Linked DNA regions of Mus musculus: region 1 is linked to region 2. A link is a loop called in an ENCODE intact Hi-C map of the cell type or tissue named here. Cell type or tissue: heart. All regions are shown on one strand. Each heading gives the region's core, and the rest is flanking DNA. Links, peaks and the distances in the headings are about the cores only.

Region 1 (11,113 bases), core at 1,269-9,268, 67 kb after region 2:
TATCTATCTATCTATCTATCTATTTATTTGACAGGATCTTTCACTGAACCTGGAGTTTTTTGGCTGAATCCCTGCTATATAGTGAGTTCCAGGTGACCTTGGGCTGCAGAATGTAGAAAGAGTTGCCTCATTCCATCAAATCCAAATGCATAAACTGTAAAACATCTTGCTTGTGGATATTAAAAAGTAGAAAAAAATGTGCACATTAATCTGGAAGGTTAAGGTTTAGCCAATTTGACCAGAATGAGAGTTTTTAGTAGACTGAGCTGGTAAATAAAACCAAGAATAGAGAGCTCTAAGCACAGAGAGTCGTACATACCAGGGTCAATCTGAAATGCGCTGTTTTGGTTCTTTTCCAGATCTTTCTATTCTTCTTATCACAAACTGGTAACTGTGCTGGCTAGATTTATGTCGACTAGACACAAACTATAATAATTCCAGAGGAGGAAATACCCCAATAAAATCAGCTTATAGTCAAATCTATAGAGCATTTTCTTAACTAGTGATTGATATAGGAGGGCCTAGCCCATTATGAGTGATACCATGCCTGGGCTGGTGGTCCTGGGTTCTGTGTGAAAGCAGGCTTAACAATCCATGATGAGCAAGCCAGTAAGCAACACCCCTCCATGGCTTCTGTGTCAACTCTTGCCTCCTGGCTCCTGCCTTGTTTGTGTTCCTGTCTTGACTTCCTTTGATGATAAACAGTGACCTGGAAGTGTAAGCCAAATAAACCTTTCCTTTTCCCACTTGCTCTATGGTCACGGTGTTTCCTCACAGCAATAGACATCCTAACTAAGAAAATAGCTTAACTGAGGAACATGAAAGTCTGTGTTCTTAGAGTTCTTAATGTCTTCAAGCCATTGGTCCACCTAAGATGCCACCTCATTGCACTGCTCTGGTATAATTTCTTGTGCCAGGTAGTGTGACGATACCCAATAGTCCACACATCACAGTTCATGTGCCCTGCTTGATGACTTTTCAGTGGCCTCTTCCCACCGTAGGTAGTGTTGCCTTGAATTCTAAGTCAAATGTTCTTGGCATCACCGAGATGTCACCTTCTGCTACCTGGCCTTGTTTCTAGTTCATGGTTATGATTTTCTGTTTGACATCTTGCCTGGACAGAGCCCCAGCCCAGGCTCTGGAGTCCTTCTTCAGAGGATATGAGACTTTCATTCCCTCTAGCAGTAAACAACTGGAGCACGTACAAGGAACCAAGGCATTTGGAGTGCTGGTCACAAAACACATCTTTTTATGCATGCAGCCAAAGCAGCTAAAACTTAAAGCCCTAAGACTGAAACCTGACATGTGCTATTAATCTCAATCTTTGTGCAAAATAGCCTGACAAACTCAAGTGGGACAGACCATTGCTCTAGATATACAAATAAAACCTCCAGTCCTTAACATCTAAGGGCGGTATTCCTAGTGCCAGTTAATGTTAACTATCCTGTTATCCAGGACACATACAAGGAATAAGCAAACAGACAAGGTGAGCTTTGCTCACAAAAAGTGGCTGATAGCCAGCACCAATTGCAAACAAATATATTAATGAGACCTTGAATAATTCTTCTTCATTTTTCCAACTTAGTTGTTAAAGAATGAAGATCCCAAAGAAGCATTCCCCACTATGTTCTGTAAGAAGAATTCCTGAGTGGCAGGAACCACACAGGAAGAAATGTTCCTTTTGGAGTAGTTTGTTACACAGCAGGAGATGACTAATGTGGAAGTATTTTCCTATTCTAGATCTTGCAATTTTTAATTGAGTTATCAATGTGAATTTTATGATTTTTTTTTGCATTTTGTTAAAATAATACTGAATTCTCTTTTATTGTTAGCTGTGCTACAGGGAATTATCAGGGTCCTCTTGATGATGACTATCAAGTTTGAGTCTAGGGAATCCTTTTATATTATAGGGTCTTTAAACAAATCACTTTGTGGAGGTTATTTAAGGGATTGGAAAAGGTTTGTTTATTTATTTATTTATTTATTTATTTATTTAGAAATGGCAAGTGTTTCAGGATCTGTAGGTCACTGTATCTCATACATTTCTTATTTTGCAATCCTTTGAAACTATCCGTATAATTCTCAGCTGTATCTTACTGTTGCATGCTGTGAAGAGACACTACAACCAAGGCAACGCTCATGAAAGAAAGTATTCAGTTGGGGGCTGCTTACAGTTTTAGAAATTTTTAATGGTGTGGATGGCAGCATGTAGGTAGACACTGTGTGATGGCTTATATATGCTTGGCCTAGGGCATGACACCATTAGAAGGTGTGGCCTTGCTGGAGTAGGTGTGTTATTGTGGGAGTGGGTTTTAATGTCCCTGGATGCCTGAAAGCCAGTCTTCTCCTAGCAGCCTTCAGATGAAGATGTAGAACTCTCAACTCTGCCATGCTCCTGCCTTGATGATAATGGACTGAACCTCTGAACCTGTAAGCCAGGCCTAATTAAATGCTGTCCTTATAAGAGTTGCCTTGGTCATGGAGTCTGTTCACAGCAGTAAAACCCTAACTAAGACTCACTGGATCAGTGACTAAGAGCTACATCCTAATCCTTAGGTATAGAGAGATACTTGGGTTCTATCTGCTTTGAAAACCTTAAAGCCCCCCCCCCCACACACACACACACACTTCCTCAGAGATCACACCTCCTAATACTTTTCAAATAGTGCTATTCCCTAATGACTAAGCGTGAAAATACATGAGCTTATAGGGGACATTCTTATTCAAACAACCACAGCCTGTGAGCTAGTCAGGTATTGTCTGACACGCTAGGCCTGTTAGCTGGCATTTGCTGCCCAAAGTGCTTTACATTGTAGGTTTTCCATCCTGTCTGAAAGGACTGTGAGTTATTCCCAGTTTTACATGAGTCTCGCTTTTCTGCATACTTTGTTGGTTCCCACCCATATTGCACATAAACACGTAACAAAAACTGTCCAGTTCTCCTTAATGTCTTCTCCCACAACAGCCATCTAGGTCATCATCAGTGACAGAGATAAATGCTATGCTGCGATGGCCATAGACTTAACAAGATTTCCACTTGATCTTAGTTAACTCTGAACACTATAAAATGTTCCTCTTCAACATGCCTGGTAGTGAGCATGTACTTTTGTTAGTGATTTTCTTTGCATTTCAAGACAGCCTATTTCACTGTTGAATAGCAATAATTATCAGAGAATGTACTTTATAATAGCCTAATATGTCATTCCTCATCATGATGATGTTTTGGTTCTCATTATATTTACTTATTTTTTTATGTTCATAATTGATTCTGTCTACAGATATCTGATGAGTGTGTGCAGTATGCTGGGCTCTGTTCTGAACCTGGAGCTGCAGAGGTGAAAAAGAATTTGGTGTCAAATGAGCTTTTCGTACCTTTCAGTTTGGGTGGAAAGTTAGCAAGTAATCAAAACTATGCAAATTTGTATAAAATTACAGCAAGACAAATGGCATGAAAAGGGTAACGTGAAGAATTTAAATAGAGTACTTTCAGATAGTCCATTAGAATAGTCTATCCACAAACTCAGAAATGCAGGATGTTATCAAAAGCACATTGTTGGCATGCTTGCAGGAAGGCAGGATAAGGTCAGGGTGAGGAAGTGTCCTTCACTGTTCTTGTGAATAGTTGCATTGTTCCTTGCTCAGGCTTCCCAAGGCCAGAAGTTTACAGGTTTCCAATGAAGAGGTTTTTTTTTAATGAAAGAAATAGAATCAGTTTATACAAAATTTAAGTGTGGACTTGACATTGACATTTCAGTAGTTTCAGGGTAAATAAATACATCTACTTGGTGTCATGAGGTTTCAGCCCCAGGGACCCCAGCCATACCATGACAGTGCTTTAAAGAGTCTTTACAGGTTGTGTAAAACTACATTTTCTTCAAAACCTGATACTTTGAGTTCATCAAAATCTTGGCTTAGATTTGAGATCTGATCCTGTATCCTCACCCCAAACTGGCTCTGCAATAGGGTGCATAATAAACCAACAGTAGTGTGCTGACTCCTTTGGTAGGTATGCAGGTGAGTGGGTGCATCACAGAAGCTGTGAATGAATTGGATTTCAAAGTTAAATCTTGGGCTGGAGAGATGGCTCAGTGGCTAAGAGCACTGGCTGCTCTTCCAGAGGTCATGAGTTCAATTCCCAGCAACCACATGGTGGCTCACTGCCATCTATAGGGGAATCTATGCCCTCTTAAGATAAGAATATATATATGCAGCAGAGCACAAATACATTAAATAAATAAAATTAATAAAAAGTTAAATCCTGAACCAAGTTAAATACTCGATTATTTTATTAAAGCACTTGTAGGTCCTTGAATCAGAAAAAAAAAAGTCTTACGAATGAAAGAGTGGACATGAGTGATCATGCTAATCAAGGACATCTAGAATCCCCACCCTTCTGAACTGCCTACTCGAACCTCCTTATCGTGCTCAGAGCAGGCTGGTGAGAGGGGAAGGGCCTTAGCCCAAAAGTACACACAAACGTGTGGCACACTCACTGAATATCACAAATGAAGATTCCTACCCCACAAACAACCAAGGCAGAACCTCCAAAGCCAATTATGGTCTGATTCACTGCTCTAAACCTGGAACAATACAACAAAAGACTAACTGTGGCCCTGGGAATGAGCCAGCACTCCAGCATGTCGGGCATGGTTGCCTGGGCACATTATCAAGCTTGCAGCAAGCTTTAATTAAAGCTCAGGGCAGGTGAGTTACGTGGCTCAAGTCCTTGCTGATCTGTTCCCCAGAAGGGTAAAGTCAGGTGATATTAAGTGGTCAGCTTATGGCCACCTGGTCGTGCTCTGCTGTGACTGCCTTTCCAGTCTGTCAGGTTTTCTGGAATCTGGTGAGCAACCTCTGCCTGGCTTCAGTCTCTGCTCACATGTTCTTGGGGCTAATGTCTCAAACACGTCAGCTCATTGCCCTAGGGCCATAGGGCTCAGCCAGGCCATGTTTGGACTTGCTGGCCTGTTTGGGATTCAGGCCACAGGGGATGTTTCTGGGTCATGGGTAAGGGTCCAGGAGCCAGTTAGATCCTGTTTTAGCATACCCACCAGGCATGATATAGACACAAGAGTGGGGTTTTTCTAGTAGGAGACAGTTCACTTTGCAAAGGAGTCTGAGTGAATGCAAGGGTGTTCTGTTTTAACACCAAGGAACCGCAGCAGGAAAAGAAATAACTTTTCTATTAGTGTGTTCTTAGGAACTGCCACTACTTTTAAGAAGCTAGCAAGAATCTGTCGCTGGGAAGGAAGTAAAGACTCCAGTTCCCCTGGGGACATATGAAACCTCAGAACTTCCTTGTGCTGTGTGTCCCCCGGCTCCACCCATATTTCTGTGGTGTTTTGGCTTCTCTTTCATGAAGGAGTTCTAATCAAGAAGGGGCTGGCACCAGTGGGTCGGAACTCAGCTCATCTTGGATATCGTTAGGAATTTACTGCCTATGGACAATCTGCATTATTATTATCCAGCCAAACACAATTCAGCTTTGTGTGTGTGTGTGTGTGTGTGTGTGTGTGTGTGTGTGTGTGTGTGTGTGTTTATGTAAGCATGTATTTATGTGTTTGTTAGTCTGGCCAACATTTATATAAGGGACAATATAGTTTATTATTTATTAGTCAAAGATTTATTCCATTTTCTTTGTTCTAAGCAAGTACTTTCTTGATATATTTTCTTTACTATCTTTCTTAGTGTACTCAAAATTTCATGTACACAGTGATCTTCCATAATGGTTTTGGTCTGAAGGTACTGCAATGACTTAAACTTTAAAAATTGTTAATCTCTTTTATTTATTTATTTATTTATTTATTTATTTATTTAGAGACAGGGTTTCTCTGTGTAACAGCCCTGGCTGTCCTGGAGTTCACTTTGTAGATCAAGGTGGCCTCGAACACACAAAATTGATCTGTCTCTGCCTCCTGAGTGCTGGAATCAAAGGTGTGTGGCACCAATACCCAGCACTTTAGATGTTTTGTTTTGTTTTGTTTTTTTGAGACAGGGTTTCTCTGTGTAGTCCTAGCTGTCCTGGAAATCACTCTGTAGACCAGGCTGACCTCAAACTCAGAAATCTGCCTGCCTTTGCCTCCCAAGTGCTGGGTAGATGGCTTTTAATGACTTACTTATTTGTGTGTTGGTATAAAGGTCAGACTTGTGGGAGTTTGTTATATTTGTTTCATCTTGCTAGTATATGATTTAGACTTTTCTTTTTTGTACAGAATCTGTCTATTTAGCCCAGGCTGTCCTGGAATTTGCTAAGTGCTAAGGAGAACAGATGGCTCTGAACAGTCTGCCAGCTGGGATTAAAGGTGTGTGCCACCATTCCTGGCTGTATTACACTTAAAAAAAACAAAAACAAAAACAAAAACCAATCGCTATTCAAGAAAACAGTGGCTAAGCTAGCTTGCTCCTTACCCTTTTCTTCTCTTCCTCCCACCTTCTTTTCTTGGGTGTCATCAGTTATCTTGCATGTTGTCAAAGCACATTTTTTCTTTTTTGCTGAGCCCTTCCTTTCTCTTCCAAGATTTGATAGTACAATCTGTACATTAGCAATAAGTGCCTACGGAGGAAATAAAAGAATTATCCTGAGACAGGCTTGGTGTGGGGAGCCTGCAGGTATGTCATGATATCCCAATTTCTGACATGAGACAGTATCAGGATACTACACTATGAAGGAAAGCTGCCTGTGTAGGGTATTAGCCAGCCAGGGCTGTAGAAGTGATGGCTTAAATGACAGAAATATATTTTCCCACAATTCTAGAGGCCAAAATCTCAATATCAAGGTATCTACAGGGTCAAGGTATCTACAGGGTCAGTTTCTCTGAAGACTTCTCCCTTGGCTGATAGACGGACTGCTCCCCCTGATAGAAACTTGGTCTTCCTTTGCATGCCTGTGTGTGCCTCTCTCCCTACTGCATTGGAGTCTACTCTCATGACTCATTTTTTGCTTAGAGACCTAAATCTAAATATAGTCCTATCATGGCTGGTAGTTAGGGTTTCAATATATAAATTCAGAGAAGAGAGGACAGAATTCAGCTAATGATAATGTAATAAGTCAGTTCCTAATCAATGTCCAACTCGAGTAATGGAAAACTAGACCCCAGCAAAGCCGGAAGTGCAGACTCAGAGGCAGATTGCAGAGCTTCACTGGGGTTGGCTGTTGCAAGGCCCTCCTGTTACAGATTGCTCATTACAAGCATTAAAATAAGCTGCCATGCCTCTGGCCATATTGTCCTGAACAGGCCTGGTCTCCTCTAAACAAGCTGCAGAACCTGACTATCTGGAGTGAGGACCAATCAGGAGAGATCTGCTAGGGCCAGATGTGCAGGGGCAGGCACTTAAGCATCGAGCGAACAGCGGAGGGATCATAAGAGGACAACCCTGTGTTGTGGACCACGATGTCATGGGATGAGACCACATAGTCACAACACTCCTCAATAGCTGTCTGTAGAAACCTGAGAGTAGAAGGCTGTGGAGATGTTCCCACTTAATATGTAGGTAAATTTGTTTTTCCGTTTGAAGGAGAGACACTAATGAGTAATTCATTTCTGCCAAGTTAAAATTCCCCAGTTCTTCTGGGTAAACGCTAACTGGTTCGCCTTGAAAATCACACGGACTTTTCTATGGCTCTGTTCTGAAGGCAGGGCTTTCCTACCTTCTTGCTCCTTAGGTTTAGATAAAGATACCAGAGGAGATTGACACAGAGGCACTGGAATTCTCTAACTGTCCCTACATGTTCATCAAGACACTTCATTTAAGCTATGCCTCTGTCATGGGCAGTGAGTTGCTATTTCATTTGCTTCTATATTTTATAAAATATAGGTTTACACATCGGTTAAAAATAGTGATATAGTTAGTGGAAAAGTTTAAAATGAATGTACCACAATGTTCATTATCCTATTTTTGTATTTCTTCATGTTTGGGGGCACTGAAAGCATGAAACACGCTACCAACCTGGGCCTTTCTTATCGTAGAGAGGCCCACACCTGAGCAGACTATGTGCCTCTAACTGTGGGAAAACTACTAAGATCCAAGTCCACCATGACCAGATGGTCCCTGAGCTAGGCACAAAATGGGAGACTCCCTTGTTAGGAGGTTTTCTCCTCCTTAACCTTGTCTGGGGGATTCTGAGCACCCACACTTACTTCTACCTGAAAAAAAAAATAATGTAAGACAAAAAACCTGGAGTTCTCCATGCTAATGAGGTATCTAGATAGGTTTCAGTGTTCAGCCAATGAGCTTCCCTTCCTGAGCATTCCTTCCCCCAAAAAAGATATTTAATCCCTGGTTCACCTTGAGTAAGATATATACATTCACATCTACGATCAAATGAAAACTGTTTGGGCAAGCAAGGACTGTCTCTTCATCCAGGATCACTTTCGGGGGAGGCCTTTGTCATAAAGAACTGCAACTAAATCTCCCAGAGAAGGCCTCCTCTCTCCCAGCCCCTCTGTACTCTGGGCACTCACACCAAACCTGGTTCAGACCCCGTTGTGGGCTCAGCCTTCACCTTCCTGCCTGGCTCATGGACTCCCTGAGGGGAAGCATGGGCCAGAGAACCCATCCCGACTCGCAGTGGTACCCCAGTGGTGCCTGGGTACACAAGAGACTGGAAACCACAGCAATCCTCCCAGATCCTGCTGTTCCCACCTGAGAAAACCCAGCCTGAGAACTCCCATTACAACTGTGTTCTGCCTCTACAGAGAGGCTTGCTGCTGCTCTGGCCCACCTCTATCTTCAATATCGTTATTTGGGAAGCTGTTTTGCTCATCTTAAAAGATTGTGACCTTAGTTCCCATGGCTGCCTGCCTTCCACCATAAATGTTAGCCGTGGGGTCAAATCCAAGGGCACTCCACCATGGCTTTAATTTTCACAACCAGCAAGAAACAGTCTAACTATATCTATACTTTTTTTTGACTTGTTGGTTCATTTGAGGTTTTTATTTTTTAATTAATTAATTAATTTTGTAGTGTTTTTTTTTTCAGCTACCTTCCAAGGTAACCCTGAGAGTATTCCTATGTTCAAAGAGGAATGCCCAGAATGCATTGCTGCACAGTGTATGATTCACTCTTGGCTCAGTGATACATATTTCTGGGGTGCTGGCAAGAGGGAAGGCCTAATACCTCCTGTTTGGCAGTTATAGACTACACTGAATTCAGAGATGGGGAATGGTGGTCATAAATGCCTCTTGCTACCTGAACAGACATCTCACTACTCAGGGCCAGTGAGCAAATCTATTCTGTGGAGAAGGCAGATGTTAGTTGAATGTTGTCTCTACTTGTTTAAGACAAGCCTATAGAATATATTTACAAAAATGTTTTTCCTTCCAGTTTGCCTCCTGTCAGTTCGTAACTACAGAAGATGTTGACAAAGCCTGAAATGGCATCAAAGTCATGGGTAATGAGTCATAAAAGGATCTAGTCAGAGTTTCTTAAAGGGCCACTAATACAAAAGCAGTTCAAAGTTCTTAGAATTGGTAATGACATTGAGGTCACAATAATTCACCTCATTCTTTTTCAAGCCTTTCACACACACACACACACACACACACACACACACACACACACACACACACACACACACAGAGGCAGATGGACAGACAGACACACGGCATTTGTGTCTCATAATTTTTACTTAAGATGCAATAAAACCATCCCACTCCATCTTTCCTCCACTCCATTTATCCACTATGAAATTATATATTGAAGTCTTAATCCCAGTATACCACTCTAAGCACCAGAAGGAACATGTCTAAGCCTTTAAGAACAAAGTCCAAGGTTTTGTTTTACTCTGTCTCATATACTGTTTATCTACAACAGATAATCAAAAATACTCGTTATACTAAATCTTGTTTGTGTAGCAGTTGAGAAGTTCCTTTTTGCCACCACAGGTAAACATATTAATTGTTGCCCAAGCAAACTGGACTGATTTCCAGTAGAAATGAAGCAGAGAGGAAGTGGTTTTCCTGCCTTAAGAAATAAGGATTGGCTGATGGTGGTGGCTTGCTTGCTCTTCCTTGACACAACAGTGAGATCCTTCTATATTTATGACTATCTTCTACCAGTTTGTCTCCTCCAAAATGGAGACAGCTTCCAAAGTCTTAGCCAGTTACAACCAAAGTCTAGGGGTGTATATTTCTAGGAGTTGAAGGGTCGGGGGATGACATGACAAATGACAACATGACTTGAGTCTTTGAAATGAAAACAAAAGCTTCCAACTACCTAGATAGAATCTCAGTGCTGAGGAGTCTAAAAATGGAAGACCCTCCTTGTTCTGGCTGGCTTTGTGTCAACCTGACACAGGCTAGAGACATCAGAGAGGAAAGAGTCTCAGTTGAGGAAATGCCTCCATGAGCTCCAGCTGTAAGGCATTCTCTCAATTAGTGACAAATGGGGGAGGGGCCAGCCCATTGTGGGTAGTGCCATCCCTGGGCTGGTGGCCCTGAGCAAGTCATGGGAAGCAAGCAGGTAACTATCACCCCTCCATGGCCTCTATATCAGCTCCCGCCTCTGGGTTCTAGACCTGTTTGAGTTCCTGTCCTGATTTCTTTCAGTGATTAACAGCTATGTGGAAGTGTAAGCTGAATAAATTCTTTCCACCCCAACTTATTTTTTAGTCAGGGCATTTTGTTGCAGTAATAGAAACCCTATCTGAGACACACCTCAAAAACAACCAACCAACTAGTATTCTTCAGAACAAAAAGCAAAGAGACACTGATACTGATACAATGTTGAAGCGCCTTCTTAACTTATGCTAATGAAAGGAAAGTGGATGCACAGGTTCTGTATATTATGTGACATCATTTATATGAAATTTTCTGGAGAGACAAACATGTAAGAAACAGAAACTATAACAGTGGTTGGAGGATGGGGCAAGACTAGGTATTGAATATAAAAAGACCGAGTAATCTTTAGGAGATGACAGAAAGCAAATTTTACGTAACTATAAATTTCCTAAAAATCACCAAGCCAGGTGCTTTGAAATAGCTATGAATAGTTATACTTCCAAAAAACTAAAATAGATTTAAAACAAACAAACAAACAAACAAACAAACAACCAAGACTGAACAGATAACGGCTTGGCTTGATTGCCGTTAGCTGCAGGCATTGGCTTACAAAT
Region 2 (11,113 bases), core at 1,880-9,879:
CTCCCCTCAGGACTCAAGGAAACTGGTGGAAGAGGAGGTGAAAAGACATTGGAAGATCCAGAGGGTATGAAGGAAACAAGGCCTTCTGAATACAGCAGAACTGACACGCATACGAACTCACAGAGACTGAGGCAGCATGCACAGGGCCTGTATGGGCATTGCCAGATGGCGTCCAAATGCTGAGAGAAGAACTGGACACACGCCCGATCCCTAACACAGAAGCTGAATACAGTTAATAACTGCTTGCAAATAAAAAATTAGTTTTTTCCAATAGAATCTTACTGGCTATACAAGCCATTCTTTTATTTTTTTAATTTTTTATTAGATATTTTCTTCATTTAAATTTCAAAATGCTATCCCAAAAGTCCCCTATACCCCCCCCCCCCCGCCCTGCTCCCTTACCCACTCACTCTTACTTCTTGGCCCTGGCGTTCCCCTGTACTGGGCCTCTCTTCTCAATGATGGCTGACTAGGCCATTTTCTGCTACATATGCAGCTAGAGACACGAGCTCTGGGGGTACTGATTAGTTCATGTTGTTGTTCCACCTATTGGGTTGCAGACCCCTTCAGCTCCTTGGGTACTTTCTCAAGCTCCTACACTGGGGGCCCTGTGTTCCATCCTATAGATGACTGTGAGCATCCACTTCTGTATTTGCCAGGCACTGGCATAGCCTCACAGGAGACAGCTACATCTGGGTCCTTTCAGCAAAATCTTGCTGGCATATGCAATAGTGTCTGCTTTTGGTGACTGATTATGGGGTGGACCCCTGGGTGGGGAAGTCTCTGGATGGTCCATCCTTTCGTCTTAGCTCCAAACTTATCCAAACCATTATTAAGGGCAGTCCTAATGCCCAGCAGTAGATGGCCAACACAAAACGAAAGTCAGTGTCATCTTTAGATGTTCTTAGATGTTCTCCGCTTCTGTCTCTCCTCCTCCTCCTCCTCCTCCTCCTCCTCCTCCTCCTCTTCCTCCTCCTCCTCTTCTCTTCCCCCTTCCTCCTCCACAGGTCCTTTATGTATATATTATGTTTTTCATTTTTGTGTTTTTATAAGTGTCCTGTACGTACAAACATGTATGTCTGAGTCTATATGTGTTTTCCCTTTGGCTCTTTTTCTTCTATTTATTTGTTTTGTACTATCCCAGTTTGTCTGCGTTTATTTTATTTTATTACTATTTCCTAGATGCCTGCTTTCTAATAAGATACAGAAAGGGTGTGGATTCAGAAAGGAGGGGAAGTAGGGAGGATATTGGAGAAGTTAGGGAAGGGGAAACCATAATCAGAAATACTGTATTAAAAATTAAAATAAAATAGAAATAAAAGCAATCCAAAATTGTATGTGCTTATATGTTCATTCATGTGGCTGCAGAGAAGTCTCACAGTGTCTACATGTTACTGGGGATGTAGCTCTGTGATAGAGTCACAGGATTAAATGTTACCAGGGATGTAGCTCAGTGGGAGAGTGTTTGTCTAGCATTCACGAAGCTATGGATTGGATCCTTAGGACATTAAAAAAAAAAACCAAGAGGTTAATGCTATTTTGAGTTGGAAGATTTTATTGTTCTCATCTCTATATACTTTCTGAATATCAACTTAATAACAATGAACATAATTTATTAAAAAAAATTCCCTGAGGAAACAGAGAAGTCAAAGTGAGTAACTCGTTCTCAAGGTAAAATATAGAATCGAAATTTGGTTTGAGGAAAAAAATATGAGAGAGTGTGATTGATGAAGCGCTGTCAGCGTAAACAGCTGACTGACCCAGGATGACATAGCTGAGCAGTTAAGTGCCTGAAAATGTCTTCTCCATTAGAGGGCGACATCTCCCTTGTCGCTATCAAACAATCTTCTTGTCACAATATGCAACCTTGAGAGTCATGGAAAGAGATGCAATTGAAAGATTTCTTTTGTTTCAAAAGTAGCCCTTCTCATCTAAAACGTCCTGGTTTCTTTTAAAGAATGTTCATCTTCAAAGGGAAAGATAAGAAATTTGAAATAGAAGAGGAAGGAAAGATCAACTAGAGGCCAAAAGGAAGATGTACAGCCGCGGGACAGGGACGCAGGTGGAACATGATTCTGCAGCTAGACACCCCCATGATTGTCTCTGCTGACTTCTGCAGCTGTGACCAATAACCTGACCAAATTCAACTCTGGGGGGGTGGGGGGGGAGGAGTCTTTCAGCTTACAGTGTCAGGTTTCTGGGGAGTCAAGGCAACAACCTGAAGATAGGCATGCTTCGTATTCTAAACATTATCAGCTCCAACCAAGAATTCTCTCTACAGGCAAAGAGGTATGGTGGGAACTGTGGAGGAGAGTGCTTGCTGGCTGCCAGGCAGGCTTATATATTCAGCTCTCATACACAGAGCATAGACAATTGCTTAGGAATGGCACTACCTATGCTGTGCTGTTAACAACAGTTAATGACTAAGACAACCCCCAGAGGACATGCCCACAAGATCTAGACAATTTCTCAAAGGAGATTCTCTTACTAGATAATTGTGGCTGGCCAAGTTGACAGCTAAAGCTAAGCAGGACAATTGGGGACTGAACTATACGTTTGGTGTTAAGACAGGACTTAGCTCTTTCAAAGCTAGAGACACCTGGCACTTGTCACACCTGTCACTTGCCATTTGTAGAACTGTATAGAGTAGGTACATTGGAAAGGAGTTTAAGGTGAAGAATGTGTGTGGCATTTATCAAGCATTCATGAAAGCAGATGGCTCAGGCAGAAAAATCTTTTCATTTTTCTTCCCCTTGATAAGACTCAAACCAAAGCTTCCCTCATACAGCCACCCAGATCTGGTGTTTTCTTAAGATAAAGGTAACATAGAAAGATAAGGAAGTAGGCACTAGAATATTAGAGAAATAATTCTATCCACTACTCAATATACTCCGGAGTGACGAAGACTAAAGAGTAGACTTGCTATCTTTTTTTTTTTTTCCAGACTCTTGCTTAGGCAGAGGACTCTATCTAAGGTGAAGTGAAGAATAGGTAGCAATTTATTTTTTACCTTCTGGGATGTCAATTGCACAGGGTTGAACTCTGTTGTTGTGGGGAATCTCAGTGGTCCCTCATTGGTCCAGCAGAACCAGGAGGTGAAGAGTTGAGGTGGAAGCTATTGGAGGCTTATTGTGGCTGTTAGTGGTTCTATTTCCTGGAAGGCCGAGCTAATGATGAAATGGAATGCCCTTTCCTTTCATGTCCCTTTGTGTCTGATGTTTTCAGTTGTTAACTCAAGGTTGAAAGAGAGCAAAATAAAAACCTGAAAATAAAAAGCAAGTAAAACTCTCTTTGGTCTGCGCTGAATAGTGTAGAAAAGGCTCCGGCTTTTCAACCCCAGTTAGTATGGATGTATCGGGAGAGGCCTCTGCCTGTGTGCTTGCTCGGGAAACACTGCTCCATAAGCTAAGGTGCTGCTTTCGAAGGAGCGCTTTCTTCCTTTGGGTTTCCTTTTGTCCTCCTATTTTAGAGGACTAAATGGAAGCAGTCCCTGAAGGAAATGATTCCACACCTTCTCTCTAATCTAACTCCACTCAATTCTAGCCTCTTCTTGTCCATAAGAACCACCTTTAATTTTGCACATAAACAATTTAAAGTCCTCCAGTATATGAAACACCCCTGCCCACGCCCCACCCCCACCCCACCCCCAAGAAGGCTTTGCCTCATCCTGCAGTTCCTTTGGCGTCTTGTCCTTAAGTCTAAATTCATCCGAATGTTTTCTGTCTTGTTCCCTGTCCCTGACTTCCCATAGCTTTCTCTTCTCCCTTGGTAGAGTGTGGGCTTTGCCTTTTCCCCTCCTCTTCCGGCTCAGAGGTCTTCTGCCGTCCTTCGAATCTGGGATTTCTCGGGCTCCGCCCTTCTCTACCCTCTCTGCCGTTTGTATATTAGAGTGGCATTTTTTTCTTTTCCATTTCTGGTACTAGGCTAAGACCATACATAAGCCTGCCTAAAACCTCTATTACGTAGGTACCTGAATAGAGGCAACATCCAGCATTTCTAAGCTTCAATGTCTACATACAAAATGGGCATATGGGCCATGAAGCCTAGATGTGCATTTCCGGCTCCCCCTGATTTATGTCTAGCTGCAAACTCGATGTGACCCAAAGCCAAAGCTCAGCACCCACCTCTCTCAACCTTTCCCTGTCACAACAGTGCCATGAGAATCCTAATGCAGACATAGCTGGAAGCTTGACAAAAATCCCTGTTTCCCCCAGTCTCTATAGCTAACATATTTCAAGTCTATCATATCATATACCTATCGGAAATAGACCTTAAGAGTCCGCCAACACAGCCAAATGGCAGTGGCATGTGCCTTTAATCCCAGCACTCAGGAAGCAGAGGTAAGCAGATCTCTGTTGAATTCGAGGTCAGCCTGGTCTACAGAGCAAGTTCTGGGCTAGCCTAAGCCACAGAGAGAAACCCTGTCTCAAATAAAATAAAATAAAATAAAATAAAATAAAATAAAATAAAATAAAATAAAATAAAAAAGGTCTGCCATGCTCAGGCTGCCTCTCTTACTGGACAATACTATTTTAGCCTCTGCTCTCTCTCTCTTCTTCTGGGTTCTGCACTACACTCCTTGTCTAACCATGTTGCCTGCAAGATCCTCTGAAATCGCCAATGTGATCACATCTTACCTGTTCTAGAAGACACCAGTGGCTCAACCATTTGGAGGGCACATGGGATTTTGTCTACACTTTATTACCCTGACTCTTATCTTTATCACGGGCTCTCCGCAGAGTTCCTTGAGACTTCGCTGCGCCATGGGCTTATGTTGTGTGCTCTGTTTTCAGTACTTTCTTCCTCCACGTGGCAATATCCTCCGAAGTTGCAAAGCACATCTTCAAACATTCTTCTCTACAAGGCCTTCTTTGATCTGTTTCAGGAGGTATAAATCTTCCACCGACTCTCGTCTACCCTCAGAACATTCTCCCCCTCTGTTTGAAGTCTTATCTAGACGTTCGAGAGCTATCTGATGATTGAGAAAGGACTGCAGCTCAGGCGTAAAACTGTCTGTAGCTTATCACACCACTGAGACTAGAGCTCACGAAATATGTATGGCACGGAGATGAGGGTCACGGGAAGCCTGCCACCAGGACTGGAGTCACAGCAGAACTATCCTTGGGTTGGTATGAGCGCAAAAAGAAAATGTGTTGGGAACTCAAAAGATCTCAAAATATTGGTTGTTGTAACCAATCCTAAACCAGTGGCATTTGCCTAGTGTGTTCCAGGTGAACAAATCCACTAGGGGGCAGCAGAGTCACTCCACAGCTCTACCAGGGTCTGTCTGGGCAGATTTCTCCTTAGCTTTCCTCTGTACTCCAAACTACAGACAGATCCAGCCTCTTGCTGTCCGAGGCTCAAACAGGAAGTCCCTCTTCTTCAGCGATGTAGAAAGATTTAATGTTAAGCTGATTAAAACAAATAAAAACATATGAAGAAAGTTAATAAAAAATTGTTTGCTACTGAACACTGGGGTAGGTTTAAATCTCTCAACAGACTACTGAAAATGAAGAGACTTCACTTAGCAAAAAAACAACATTATACACAAAGCTGGGCAGTACCTTTTCCTGACATTCTCTAGTAGTGTGAGAGTTTTGAGAGTCAGGCCTGAGCTCTCATAGGTTCTATGCTAGTTTAGGACAAGGGGTCGACTGAGCATTAGTAGGAGTCCTGACTTTTTGGTACCCATATTCCCACCATCACATTCCTACTTCAAGAGCAGACAGCCACAACTCTGACAGCATGGCTCGTGTTTAGTGGTGCCTCTTTAGTTAGTTTGTGAGAGAGACTCAACTGAGGTTTTTTTTTTTCTTGCTTTCTATCTTTGAAAGTATGTATTACTGATCCATTCAACTTTTAGATTCTCCAAAGAAAATTCTTTCCTAGGAAAGGTGAGAGAGCTACAAGAAGATGTAGCTAAAATGAGTTTCATTTTGGGTTCTGCAGTGGCAGTGGCAGCCTCGGCAACGGGATGCAGGCAGCCATGGCAACGGGATGCAGGCAGCATGGCTTCAGAAATGAGCTCTTCACCAAGATTTGAAAGAACTCTTCGTGCATCTTAGTTTATAATTATGGCCCAGCTCTTGGGGGCACTTCACAGCTGAGCATCTCTCTCCAGGTTCCCTTCCTCAGGTGAGCCTCCTCCTTAACTCTGCTCCATCCGATGCACGCCTTGAACCTCACCCTACGGTTCATTTGCTGATGTCTATTTAATTACACACTGCCAGGCTTGAGAAATCTCAATGATTGAGAATTATAATACTTTGTTTTATTAAATTTCCTGGATTTTTTTCATTTAAGAAAATTAAAATGTTTCTTTTTAATTCTTAGTATACCTGCAGGAGCTTGGTACTGAAGGTTAGAAGGGAAAAGGTTGGAATCGTAGCAGCAACTGAGTGCCTCCGTAAGCAGAGATTGGAGTGTGCGTTGGGAAGTTTGGGTGGCTTGTTTTGCTTATTTATGGTTAACTTAGACCATAAGCATAAACTCTGTTGTCTATTATAACATGGGTGCCCATGGTCGTTCTATGTATCCATCCGCATATATTAAGGAAGAATTCTACTACCCCTAACTTTTCCTTCCCCCAACTAATGAGTAAGGAGCTAGAACAAAGCGTGTCCAAATTTCTTTGAGATTTACTTTATGCTTTTTAACTATGCGGATGTGTTTTCATCTCCACTGGGTGTGACTATGTGAATGCTGTGGCCAAGAGGCCAGCAGTGTCAGAACCCCTTGAGTTGGAGTTACAAGTGTTTGTGAGCTGCTCAACTGGGGTGATGGGAACTGGACCTGGGTCCTCTGAAAGAACAGTATGTGCTCGTAACTACTGAGCTGTCTCTCCAGCTCCCGTATATTTCTAAGTAATCTTTGAGATTATTATTCTTTTCATCAAACTATAGGGCTCATCAGGATTCATAAGAGAGTGGGAAGTCCCAGCTGTTGGGATTTGGATTCTTCTTCTACTGTTTTTTTTTTTTTTTTCCCTAAGAAAGTCTTTACTGTAACCAAGGCTGCATGTTCTATGAACTAGGAAAGGATGAGAGGAGAAACAAGAGCCATGGCGATGGTCTAGAGTCTAATTAATACTGCCTCCGGCTTCTATGTCATTAGCAGTGCTCTTCTTTAATAAGTGGCAGAGATAAGATTTTTATTGAACTGATGATCTTTTATGGAGTTGGAAAATGGGAAGGCAGTAATAAGCGGGGGTGGGTGTTGTGCAAATGCATGCCTTCCAAGGACCAGTCAGATGGAGCAGACTCCCGCATCGGGCAGTGAGGCCTAGACCGAAGTAAGTGCATCTAAAGCCAGCCAGATCAAACTGGTGGCCACAGGCACAATCCAGTCATAGCATGTGTTCTGTGATATGCCAAGGTAACTGCGTCCACACAGGCAAGTGGCCCCAGTCTGATGAGAGATAGTCTGAGGAGAGTTTGTATGTGGAGGGAACCATGTTCTAATTTCAGTGCCCTGGAGGATCTTCAGAGCTGCTCGGATAAATTTAGGTTGTGTCTCTTTAATTACCATGTTACCATCAGGACCCCATTACTTCCTCTGAATGATGACTTTGTTCATTTTTCACTTAAGGGTAATGAACTGCTTGCTTAATCTAGTTCCGTCATTCAACTTTGTCCCAAGGAGGTTCTTTATAGACAATTTCCATTTTAATCAGAAGTGAATGGGACTGTCGCCTTTAAAGTGGACCAACTGTGGGCTTACTAGGAATCTTATCAACTTTGATCTTTATCCAATTTAACTTTCTGCCAGTGCTTCTAGTAAAGTTCTTTAGCCTGAAGAAAGCAGAGATCACAGTGTGACAATTCCCTACAGCTCCCCAGCTTGTTGGCTAACTGAGAGGACAGAAGAAAAGAGGCAGACAGTATTGGTTGGTCTCTGTAGCAGGGGAGAGGGAGAGCTGGGAACATTTCCAGAAGAACCCGAAACTAATCCTCAACACGACCGTGTGTTGAGACTTCTTTTGGCTAGCCAAGGTAATATTGGGCAAACGAGGTCTTCCCGGAGTGTTAAGGTCTAAAAGCTTGATGACAGCCTGAGCTGAATGTGATTGGCATGGAGAAGGCCCAGTCGTTGCTCAGCTCTAGAACAAGCCTAACAGCATCTATGGCGATATTGGCAGCCAAAGCTGATGGCTGGGCAGCCAGCAAGGCCTTCTGTTGTTCAGCTTGTGCAGACCACAGCCTGGGCTTTGCTTTTATAGCTTCCAGATTGCTTCTCTGGCCTTTGAAGAGGAGCAGTTAGGATGCCGGCAGACCCTTCTGCGTTTATGCATCCTCTGCTCTGGCCAGGAGCTCCACCTTCTTCCTGTCCTCTGAGTCATCTTCTGCAGTTAGATTTTCCATCCAGCTATCTTTGCAGATCTCCAAACTCCCCCAGCTCCTTGTCTGTTTCCTTTCTTTTCTTTCGATAACTTTGTTGAGACTGAATTGCATAGTAAATGTCACATACTTAAAGTGTAGAGTGTCATAAGGTTTGACGTATGCATTTACTCAGGGAAATTATCAGCTCAATCACATCTCTCGTCCTGAAAGTTTCACAATGCCCCAGGGGGAAAAATCTCTTTATCTTTGCTAGGGTCCTCCTTCTAGGGTTTTATGTAAATGAAAGCTTTTTTTCTCCTTTTTTTTTTTTTCTTGTCTGGTTTATTTCACTCAGCACAAATATTTATAGATTCATCCGCATTGTTGTGTGTAGCTAAGGTTCATTCTTTTTTTATATCTATTGCTGAGAGATGATTAATCCATTTCTATGGATATACCATAATTTTTGTGCTTATATATTGAGCAATCATTTCTTTTATCCTATAAATACATACTTTTAAAATCTGGAAGAGCTTTGCAGATCACTTATGCAAGAATATCATTGTATAGATTGGTTAACTGAGGCCAGGGCACTTGTTTAAGACTTGGTCATGATTTATTGAGTTACAGTAATAAGATAGGCCCTGAGGATACACACTTGTCAAAATGGTTTCTGATATGCTAACCCAGGTAGACTGTGTCCTATGTGGAAGAGGTAAACCAAGTAATTTCCTTTTTAGACAATTAGTGTTATGTTCCAGCCTCCTCAACACTGAGATTTTAGGGATATGACACCACCCCTTTCCCCTAACTAGCTGAAATTACCTGGTTAAATTCATAAGGATTAGGACCCAAGTCAAAATAGTATATATTCAAAAATAGTATATATACTATTTTTGAATTTTAAATTCAGATTGCCTTTCTTTACGCTCTTTCTGTTGTGTCAGATTTCACGTGTCTGACCTGTAACATCAGACAAATAAAATCTGATGCCATCTATATCATGAGTCACTTTGTCATTGGAGAGAAAGTCCATATTCCAGCTCTGGGATTTTGAGCTGCACTAATAGCAAGCCCCTCCCCCTCTTTATTTCCTTTCTGTTGATGTTGGTGTTGTTACCGAAGAATCAGTATGAGAAGCATCAAAGTAAGACAATCCCTTGTGATTAGAATAATTTTACTTTAACAAATAGCCACTCCCCCACCAGAAGCCTTTGACATTGTTGCATTTTAATACAATTTTGCCTAACAGTGTTGTCAGTACTGGTTTCTCTTTCTTAATTTTATGAATCACTACTTCGTAGACTTGAGGTCTTAGTGGCCTCCGACTTTAGATATCCCTGGAGCTAAGCAGTACACACAGAGGCAAGGACACACAGAACAGGATACACAGAGACAAGGGTTCTGAGCGGGGCTGACAGCGACCCCAGATGTTATTCTGGTCATCTTTCTGCTCCCCCTTCTTTCTCTCTCTGTTTTTATTTTTGGTGTTTGGGGAGGAAGCTATTAAGACTAACTTGGTATGTTTCCTGAAAGCTTGACTGGGCATGATACCTCAGCATTTATAACATCAAAGACCTTGGGGTTGTCTTCCTCCAAAACTGAACTCAACCAGGCTGAACCCCAGCTGACATCTACTCGTTGAGAATGCTGCTTCCACTCTGTAGAACTATCTATGAAAAGGGACTAAGGTTGTGAGAGACCAAGAGCCAAGAGGGCATTTGCAAGAGAAGGGGAACACAGCTCCAATGCACTCTGTCAGAACAAACAAAAAATTTAGTTCCCTTTGATAATTTAGGTATTTTCTTGACAGTATTTCCCATATGTCAACTGGGCAATTTAACAGTGTTTGCTACCTTTGAAGACCCAGAATGAAAGCAAGTTTTGTCTCAGTGGATGGAATTAAAGCAGACTTCTTTGAGCATCCTTGGGCAGAGCTGTGGGAGGCTGTGCTACACACTTAGGCCCACTGGACTTCTGGTTACTTCTGGTTATCTTCATTGTGAGCTACAAGCTCTTAAGCATCCTCTGGCACCCCTGTTTACATTTTCAGCGTTAATTGTGGCATGAAGGGCTTTGTCTTTGAGTCACAGGCTTGGTAATGAGACAGAAGATTAGTAATTAGACAGAAGTTCTAATCTGTGCTCACTTAGTGCCTGTGGGCCCTTAGGCGAGTCGTTTAACCTTTTTGAGTCTATTCCTCATCTGTAACTCGGTAATGATGATAATAATGGGCACATTTGTGAGTGGCTGTAGGGATTAGAGATAACATCAATAAACTGCCTGGTGAAGAATGTCAGACTTCCAGGTGTCAGAGGCACGGGGACAGAAACTTTCTGAGCTCTTAGTTCAACTGGCCAGAGGCCAACAGAGCCCATAGGGGTAGGTGGCTGCCCCCTCAGTTTGGCTCTTTCTGTGTTTTGTACTCTCATACTTCATGTCTGCCAAACCTGGCTATTATAGTCATGGACATGGAGGTTTCGGAGCATTCATGAGAATCCTAAAGCTAACCTGGTTGGGTGTTGACTTGAGAAAGGGCTCTGGTAAATTTGCGAGGCTAGCTATTTAAATGTTGCTGTATTTGAGGCACAACTACAGAAAATGTCCATGCACAGAATGATAAGTGGTTTCCACATGTGTGGCAAGGAAATTAATCTCGTTACTTTATGGTCACACTTCTATGACAATACAATTTTCCTTTGCAAAACTGTATATCTGTGTTTATGCACAATATACATGCTCCTTGATGGCTTATTTCTATGCCCAACCAAAAACAAGTACAATAATAACTGTCT

What was found. Hi-C counts contacts between places; a loop is a spot of excess contacts. Peaks named below come from ENCODE experiments on the same cell type or tissue, not always from the same donor. Only the 100,000 strongest peaks of a DNase experiment are listed, where the experiment ranks them.
Region 1: it touches region 2 in a loop (4-fold over the local background); 7 of 42 quality-filtered maps call a loop at or near these places.

Annotation. Positions count from the first base shown.
Region 1 is chr1:51,524,037-51,535,149 of GRCm38, reverse strand. All of the region lies in intron 3 of Gm17767 (predicted gene, 17767), which reads left to right. Among named protein-coding and RNA genes, the nearest start is that of Nabp1, 51 kb to the right of the region's middle. In heart, for the core only: no CTCF peak of the experiment used is centred there; a DNase peak (open chromatin) is centred at 5,319; H3K27ac peaks cover 2,513 bases.
Region 2 is chr1:51,591,323-51,602,435 of GRCm38, reverse strand. Gm17767 (predicted gene, 17767) reads left to right here and starts at 5,718. Exons shown (of 4, transcript NR_151621.1): 1 at 5,718-6,135. In heart, for the core only: CTCF peaks have their summits at 5,037 and 5,239 (motif pointing right); a DNase peak (open chromatin) is centred at 5,255; H3K4me3 peaks cover 593 bases; H3K27ac peaks cover 1,114 bases.